3 separate regions of the Homo sapiens genome follow, and all the other regions are linked to region 1. Evidence: chromatin contacts called from ENCODE Hi-C or POLR2A ChIA-PET data. All regions are on one chromosome and are shown on one strand. The core of a region is the stretch at or near the end of the contact, and the rest is flanking DNA. Distances in the headings are between cores, read along the strand shown.

Region 1 (2,880 bases), core at 361-2,860:
AAGAAAAGGTGTATCTCTTTAAGAAAAAAAATCTTAAGAAATAAAAACTGGGTTCATAAGTTTAGATAAGTAGATTTTTCTTATAACAGAGTCGTGTAGTTAAGTTTTGAGATGCCACTAGGTCTATTTGTCCTTCACTTTGATGTGTCCTAATACTCCATAATTAAAGGACCAAGTATCCCCAATATATAGAGGCAGGTATTACCATAACTAAATTTCCTTCCAAATTAGTTGACAACGTGAGAGATACATGGATTCCAAATAGGCTTTTTATTCTTTAAGAAACACAATTTTAATGTCATTCATTAATAACACTCACTCGTCTGAGTCACACAATCATTCCAGGTTTGTCCTTTTTCCCTATTAAGAGCAGGGCAAAATTATCTCACCAGGATTATGAATTACCACCATCACCACAGGGGTCTCCCAGTCATTCAAGAGACAAACTTTATGAGGCTAGTCATCTCCAACTTATCTTTCTGGCTTCTTAGAACTGTATATGTACAGAATACAATACATTATCAAAACTTGATGGGAAAAAAAGACAATTCAGCAAAGGGACTGCAACATTTTAAAAAGCCAGGAGAAAAAAGAAGGAAAAATACTTCTAGGGGAAAGGAATCAGGCCTGAAAATTGATGTCTGTGTGGTTTCTAAGGAAACAAACAAGATTCACCTTCCAGATTATTCCTAAAGAATTCCAGGTGCTGTTCTCATTTACTCTAACAATTTGGCAAGGTAAGTTATCTATTTTGACCCATAAGGAAACACACTACTCGCATCCTTCTCTGGTTATCTCAGATACGGCTCACACGTTAAGTTTCAGCCAACTTCCAATTAAATTAAGCTTATTTTTACTCGGGTTCTTCCAAAGGGACCCAAAAGATATACATTCCCTGAGCACCTTAATCTTTGAAAAACAGTTTGCTATAGACCAAATTCAATCCCAAATTCACCTCTACCTCAAGTTAATAAAGAAGGTATTTATACTGGCGATTGAACTTAGTTCTGTAACTGCAAAATGTCAAAGATAAAGACCATCTCACGAGTTATGAGGATTAAGTTCAAAGTGCCAAATAAGCGCCACACATAAGGCTGAGTGACCAAAGGCGTGCATTGCACTTAGCCCAGTACTTGGTACAAAATGCACACTTAATAAATGCCAACTTATACTGTGACTACTATTCGAAAGAATCTGAATAGAGCTGGGCAAAGGAGAGCACCCAGCTTCCCACGCTCCATCCTCACATACCCACCCAAAATATAATAAGTGGGCTTCCCCGCATCCCTAGCGCCTGCGCACCCTCCCTGCCGTAGGGCTTCGCCCTCGGTATCCTGACCCCTTCCTGATATCACCCGGTCCCATCCTCACCAGCCTCCCCGCCACCAAGCAGCCAAACATGGCGACGGCAGCTCCGTTCAGCCGGCAGTGACCTGAAGCCGGCGACTAGGAGTCCTGGGGCTACTGCCCTAGTCGAGACTAAGAACCTTCCAGAATTTGCGGGAGGGTGTCTGCCCCTCCACTACATAGTGACTGGGCCAGCGGCAAGAATGCCTCTGCCCCCGCGAACTCTGACCTTCTCTTCCTAAGCAGCCCACTGCTCAGGCAACAAGTACTTCCGGGGCTTACACCCGGTTTTCCCCACTAAGGAAGAAAGGCGGGCCAGCGCCAGTACAAGACTACAAGTCCCAGAACAAGTCCCAGAGGGCACCGCGCCAGTTTCCGGGAAGGTAAGCCTGGAGGCTTTGCACACTGGGATCGGTAGTCCGGGTGTTTTATAGCCACAAAATCTGTGGATCCTTCATTTCCATGTACAATCCTGGGAAGAGATGCTTCTAACGTTTCTGTGACATCTGAGAGATTAACGGTGCACTTTTACAATAATCACGTCACTAGATCTTTACAAAAACCCTATGAGGTAAGTATTATAATCCAAATTTTATAGGAGTGATCAGCCTCAAATCTTTACACAGCAGTAAATGTTGGAGGCTGAATTCAAGTCCTAATCCAAATCCGGGTTTCTTTCTGCTACACAGTGTCTCAGAAGTATTAATCTTTAACCAATTGTTTTGTACTTGTCTACAATTTATAGTAGTTCTTTCCAGCTTCACTTAGTTCTCCCATTCATTTGCTGTACAATTGTGGACGAGTTGTAGATGTCTTTGTGCTTCAGTGCCCCTCCTTTGCAAAAGACAAATAATGAGCCTATTGCCTAGGGTTGCTGTGAGGATTAAATGAGCTAATATGTATAAAACACTTAAAACAGTGCTTGGCTGTGCTTAATTAGTGGGAGTTTTATTGTAAAAATGTCTATTTTTTTTCTATGTGGATCTGCAGAAAAGTTTCATAGGAAATACAAAACAATAGCCAAAAAAAAAAAAAAAAATACTGGCATTAAGTACCGATTGCCACCAATACTTATTCTCCCTTTCACAGCTCCAATTCCTTTTCTTCTTGAATAGGATAGTAAAGGGTCTCTGTCCAATTTGAAATATCTGAGCTTGGCCACCAGCCGTAAAGCAGGTCTGTCTTCCCAGTTCTCAGTTTATATATGGGGGATCAGTGTTTGGAACAGTCCTCTGGCCTCCACTGTGGATCCCTAAACTGATCACCTATCTTATCACCGATACTCCTTTGAGATAGCTGTGCCAAAGGTGAAGAGGTAGGAAAGGATCTACCAATGTTTCCAACTTACTATCTAAAAAGTCCTAGAACCTTCAGAATAAAAAGGCCATTCATATGAAGACCACTTCATAAATTAAGGCACCCACACTACCTGGGTTCAGAGCCCATCTCTGCCATTTATTAGTTACATAATCTCAGGCAAGTTAACCTAACACTCCCATACCTCCTTTTCCCCATCTTTAAAATGAAGTAATA
Region 2 (2,984 bases), core at 259-2,758, 6.9 Mb before region 1:
CTCTTCAAAAGATTTCAGGCCTATACTACAAGTCAAACTTTTCTTCCTTCCATATTGCCAGATCTGCTTTCCCTGAAGCTGAGATTAGGGGACAATGACTTTTGATCCCTTTTAACTCTCAAAGGATAATGTTCTTTTAAGATGCTGTCCCACATGTTCTCATTATAATGAGTGGTTTATGGAAAATTACCTTGGTCCTATAATTTCTGTCTGATGCCTATCTTCTCTCCTGCTGATCTTTAACCAGGTGATCCACCCCAACACAGGTTAGGGAACATTGCTCTAGCTATGTTCCAGAATAGATTTCTTCTTCTTCTTCTTTTTTAAAAAAAATCTCCTTTACCCCTTTATTTGTCAGGAACACTTCAAATAAAACCTTCTTTTGGGATTTGCATGTGTATGTATGTGAACAAATTGGGTTCACTTAAAGGAAAAGAAAGGGGGTTGGCAAACTGTCATTATCACTAGTTATCTAGTGAAAGCCTACAGAGGATGCAACAGGAGGAAAGATGTAGATAGTATGTAACTGCGTACCTTTTTAATCTCAGAATTTTAAATATTTAACACCATTGCCATATAGTTACATCAGTGACTGTTAATCAGACCCACTCCCCCCCAAAAAAACCCTTTCCTAAAGCAACCCCACTGAATGAAACGGACACAAATAAAAAGGATTGTCTGGTGTACTGACTTCCAAGAACTATGAAGTGAAAAAAAAAAGAAAGCGATTTTAAAATTAAAATAAATATTTTCCTTTTAAACCAAAAGCTTGCTTCATCCATTGATTCATCGAATATTCATTGGTACCCATCTGGGAGGCCAGCTTTGCATATTTTTCGAGAGCTCCAGCTCTGAAGGCAGAAGGATTCTACTTCTGCCATGTACAAGCTTCCTGTCCCCAGACACGTTACTTACCTCCGTGCCTTAATCCCTTCATCTTTAGCGTTAATGTAAATATTAGAATTATCTCACAAATTGTAGTCAGAATTAAAGATAATGTATGTATGGTGCTTAGGAGTACTTGAAACTACATCAGTACACTTAGTCTTTACCTTAATTTTCTTTCAGCACCACGGTCAACGTCAAATATCTGGAAGGACATTGAAATATCCTGAAAGTGAAATTGTATATGACTTAATTAAATTCTATTTAAGTGTCTCCTGTAACTCTAACTATAGAAACAGGGAGACGAATAACCAGAGTAGTCAGAACCTCAGCATGGGTAGGGGACAAATCCCGTCCTTCTTCGCATTCTCCAAGGTGACTTACAGAACGCTAACGCCTTGCATACGGACAGGCGCCCCAAATTTAAGTTCGCCGTCATCTTTAAAACCCCCAGGGAGCTATGGGCCCGGGTCTCGGCTAGCTCTAAGGTCCCACCCTCGCTGATCTCAGGTTACCCAACCCTCCTCTCGGGTTACCCAACCCGGCCTCGCAGCAGTCCTCGGGTCTTCGGCCCCTCCCGCCCCTCGCCGGCGGTGCCCGCCGAGCCGGGCTGTCCCACTGCGCATGCTCCTCGCCGCGCGGTTGGGGAGCGCCGGGGCAGGGAGGCGGGCACCAGGCGCGGGTCCCTCCGGGCAGGGGAGGTAGGCCTGGGCCTGACGCCGGCCACGCAGCGGCGGGAGAGTGAGCACTCGGGCGGCGGCGTCCTGGAGACCCGCGAGAGATGGAAGCGGCGGCGACGCCGGCGGCTGCCGGGGCGGCGAGGCGCGAGGAGCTAGGTCGGTGTTGTGCGTGGGCAGGGAGCCGGGGCTGACGTGGGCGGGGGTCTGTGCGGGAGTCGGGTGCGCCCACACCTCCAGGGGCCCCGCGCTTGGCCTGAGTTGAGGCCCGATTGCTAACTGACCCCGTGGTCAGCATCCGCAAAGGAACCGGTTATCTGACCCCGAGAACTTGGTCAGACGAAGCCCAGGCCTGAATAGGGCGTTAAAATATGTGTGTGTGTGTTTGCGCGCGCGCGTGTGGGTGAGTGTGTGTGTTGAGTGGGGCGGGGCCCTGTGGGTACACGTCAAAGACGCAAGAGCCTGCGCCGTGACTCACGGTTTTTTTCCCAATGATGCTTTAAGGAAGTTATCATTGTTCTGCTTTTCAAATGCTGCAGCCCCATTCGGAATCTCCAGATGAATCCTCATTTTACTCCTTGTTATCCCAGAGTTTCGAACAGGTCGTGCTGACCAGAATGAACAGGAGATACCTGTAGCTTGCTCACTTGGCAAAGTTTGTTTGTTTTTTGCTGCTTTCCTCCCATCTTGTTTCTTGGCGACAGGGCGTGTTTGTTTACGGTTTCCCGCTGTCCAAAATAAAAAAGTAAGGATCAGGGTGGTAAAATGATCGCTCTCCCAGTTATACGTACTGTACTTGGGAGTATTTTTCATTCGATGCTGATTAAATGTAATTAAAAAATTAAATCTAAATGGAATCTTCAAGAAAACCGTTGAACTTTAAAAAATACCGTATTATAAGTAACTGATAGGTTGTTGTTATTCCTCTAATAGCCTGCAGGGCACTTTGCAATGGAATTGTTTTCAGGCCGTAATAATGGTAGAAACAATAAACTTAACATTTTATTGCGTGCTTACTGTGTGCAAACACTGTGCTAAGTGCTTTACCTATGCATTGTCTTTAATCCTCACAGCAACTGAGATAGGTGCTATCATGATTTCCATTTTATAGATACAGTAATTTTAAGCTTATTAATGGCAGAACCCAAATGTGAACTCAGGTTTCATTCATTAATAACCTGTCTTAGTGAGGATATGGAGAAATGGGTATTCTCATGCATTGCTGGCAGGAAAGGGATAATATATTTAGCCTTAAAAATGTACATATCGGCCTGGCGCGGTGGCTCACGCCTGTAATCCCAGCACTTTGGGAGGCTGAGGCGGCCGGATCATCACAAGGTCAGGAGATGGAGACCATCCTGGCTAACACGGTGAAACCCCGTCTCTACTAAAAACACAAAAAATTAGCCGGGCGTGGTGGCG
Region 3 (2,700 bases), core at 86-2,585, 7.5 Mb before region 1:
CCTCAAAAATTACTGTGGAAATAATTTTTGTGTGAGGTATAAAGTAGTATTTACCTTTTTTTGCAAATAGACCCCTAATAATCCTAACAGCACTGCCCTGAAATGACATCTTTAAATTCCCATTTACACTGGGTGTGCTGCATAACTAAATTAAGAATTTTGATTTTTTTTTCAAAAATCCTTGACAATAATGAGAATCTGAAACCCACTCATTATTTCTTCACTTCCCTCCTAGTCTCCTCCCTTCCAGTTTTGCTTTCCCTATAATTCATTTATTAGAAAGCATCTAGAGTAAACTTTAACAAAACCATCTCTACTTATCCTGCAAAAGCTTTCAGTGGTCTTAACACTAGTCAAACGCTTATCCCGGCCTACTGGGTTCTACATGATCTGGACCCGCCTACCTCTTGGACCTCGTCACACATTTCAGTCAAAACAGACCTCTTTTCTGCAGGTGCTACTATCATCATTCACACCGCACAAGGATGCAAAGTAACTCGCCCAAGGTCACACAGCCGGCAAGGGGCAGAGCCCCGATCTAGGGCTCTTTTAGCCACTAAGTGTGCTACATTAAAGGCCCTCTACAGAGAAGCATTCATTTAAACATTTCACGGTTTGACAGTGTCTCTAAACGCTGCCATTCAAGGAGACCCGCAGGAGTATTACGTAAAGTCGTGTCCTACCTTGTCCGGCAGCAACAAAAAGATGACGACCAAGTATCCTTACGCTTCCGCTAGAGGGACACTCAAAAGTTCTCGCACGCACAAGATCACCCCCATCGCGGGAGAGGCGGAGGCCCGCGCGGGTGCTGGGACCCAGACCGGGGGACTCGGGCAGCGGATGCAGGCCTTACCTTCCTCGTCGTCCTGGTCTGCGCTGGACCCGGCGCCCGGCCACTCCTGCGCGTCGCCCTCGGTCCCCGCCGCCTCCTCCTCCTCGGAGCCCGAACCCTGGCTGAAGTCTATCCGCTGGGCCAGACGCGCCAGATTCTGCGACATGGACAGCGGGGGCAGGTACGTCTCGGTGCCATCCAGGCCCACCTCATGGACCTGCTTCTCGCAGGCCGATTCGATGCTGATCCGCACTGCGCGCACCCCGGACATGCTGGCTGCGTCGGCCAGCGGTGGGAGGACCCCCCACGAGCCAAAAAACGAGGTACGAAGAGGAGGCTTCCCTGCGGAGAGCCGGGAACTCAGAAGCCCGCAGCCGCGGTGCCTCAGAAGACCCTCGGGAAACCGAACGCAACGCTCAGACTGGAAACAAAGGAGCTGGCCCAGCAACTTTCCCAGAACGCACCGCAAGCTCCCTCCTCGGTAAGTCTTTCGGAGCAAAACTGGGCAGGCGCGGAAGCTCCAGGGTTCCCTAGAGCGCTTCCGGTGAATCACGGTGCAGGGTGGGGTAAACTTCCGGGCCTATAAGAGGCGTGGCCGGCAGAGGGAGGGAAAGAGCGGTTTGGGAGCCGAGAGTGTGGCGGGTATATTCCTTGCTTTTTAAGCCTGCGTTTGTTTAAAAAGTGGATGAGGAAAGAAAGCTGCAGAGGCTAGAAGAGTTAAGGAAAAGGAAATTAATGGATCCTTGGATCTTAGCAATGAGAGTCCTGTTGAGAGAACTGAGATCTGGTGGCGCGCGCCTGTGGTCCAGCTACGCGGGTGGCTGAGGCGGGAGAATGGCTTGAGCCCTGGAGATGGAGGCTGCAGTGAGCCGAGATCTCACCGCTGCATTCCAGCCTAAGCAACAGAGTGGGATCCTGCCTCAAAACAAAAGTTATTTTAAATTAGCAAGAAATTTTTTAAAGAAACACTATCTGAAGAGTTAGAAATTAAGGGCATGGCTTGGGGGAAACAATCGTGCTTATCACCACTTAAAATTATACTACGTAATTATTTGGTTTCCTGTTAGTTATAACTCTATGACAGCCAATATCTGCAGCAGACATAATAGACTCTGGCATGTAGTAAGTGCTTAATATTTATTTTATGCCCGAGTAACAGAATAAATAATGTTGATCTCGCTTTTTTATTAGTGATGGGGTCCCACTATGTTGCCCAGGCTGAGTGCAGAGGTTATTCACAAGTGCTGTCAGCACGCTACAGCCTGGAGCTCCTGGGCTCCAACGATGCTCCTGCCTTAGCCTCCTGAGGAGCTGGGACTATAGGAGCGTGTCACCATGCCTGGCCTGCAAATAATATTTAAAAGATTAAGAAGAAGTGGTATAACTTCAGTCTTTGGGTCTCCAAGAACGTATTTCATTAGTAGGAATTCCACAGACAAAGATGGATTATTTTATATTACAAACCTCTATATTTCGTTTAAGGAATTATATATACCGTTTATCATGAGTGTTTGCCAGGTTTTGTTCTGACCAAGATATATCTAGGTTTTGAACTACTTTCCTAAGGTATTTAGGAAAATACGGTTGCCCTGGTGTCAGTCCCTGCTGAAGAAGAAAGTAGATGGCCGTGTGTGGAGGGGGTTGAATTTTCATGAGAGAAACCTATTTCTGGCAAGCTGTACAGTCTGTCGCCCAATCATGTTCGAGAACCACTGTACTTGCTTTTCGTGTAAATTTGTTTAAAAATTTTTTTTAACTTTATTTTAAAATCTGATTAATAGCCAGGCGCAGTGGCAGTCTAATAGTGCAGACAAAAACAAGACAACAACAAATGATTATGATTCCTAGAATAAGCAAAGCTTTTGCCA

The links. A loop is a pair of places that touch in the nucleus more often than their neighbours do. ChIA-PET counts read pairs that join two places held with the same protein, here RNA polymerase II (POLR2A). Pooled maps may share reads with other maps.
Region 2: a map of CD4-positive, alpha-beta memory T cell shows a loop between it and region 1 (18-fold over the local background). The contact joins the promoter of SLC36A4 here to the promoter of HIKESHI in region 1. A Hi-C loop is called at or near these places in 2 of 168 maps with a recorded cell type or tissue (CD4-positive, alpha-beta memory T cell and naive thymus-derived CD4-positive, alpha-beta T cell) and 5 of 50 pooled maps. POLR2A ChIA-PET finds 5 or more read pairs at or near these places in 1 of 52 experiments (CD4-positive, alpha-beta memory T cell).
Region 3: a pooled map shows a loop between it and region 1 (15-fold over the local background). The contact joins the promoter of MED17 here to the promoter of HIKESHI in region 1. A Hi-C loop is called at or near these places in 4 of 50 pooled maps.

Annotation. Positions count from the first base shown.
Region 1 is chr11:86,300,970-86,303,849 of GRCh38, reverse strand. It overlaps HIKESHI (heat shock protein nuclear import factor hikeshi), which reads right to left and starts at 1,610. Exons shown (of 5, transcript NM_016401.4): 1 at 1,372-1,610. The coding sequence starts at 1,401.
Region 2 is chr11:93,196,515-93,199,498 of GRCh38, reverse strand. It overlaps SLC36A4 (solute carrier family 36 member 4), which reads left to right and starts at 1,508. Exons shown (of 11, transcript NM_152313.4): 1 at 1,508-1,721. The coding sequence starts at 1,667. RefSeq lists a silencer at 1,367-1,746.
Region 3 is chr11:93,782,917-93,785,616 of GRCh38, reverse strand. MED17 (mediator complex subunit 17) reads right to left here and starts at 1,335. Exons shown (of 12, transcript NM_004268.5): 1 at 854-1,335. The coding sequence starts at 1,103. RefSeq lists silencers at 603-797, 799-928 and enhancers at 1,059-1,278, 1,220-1,514.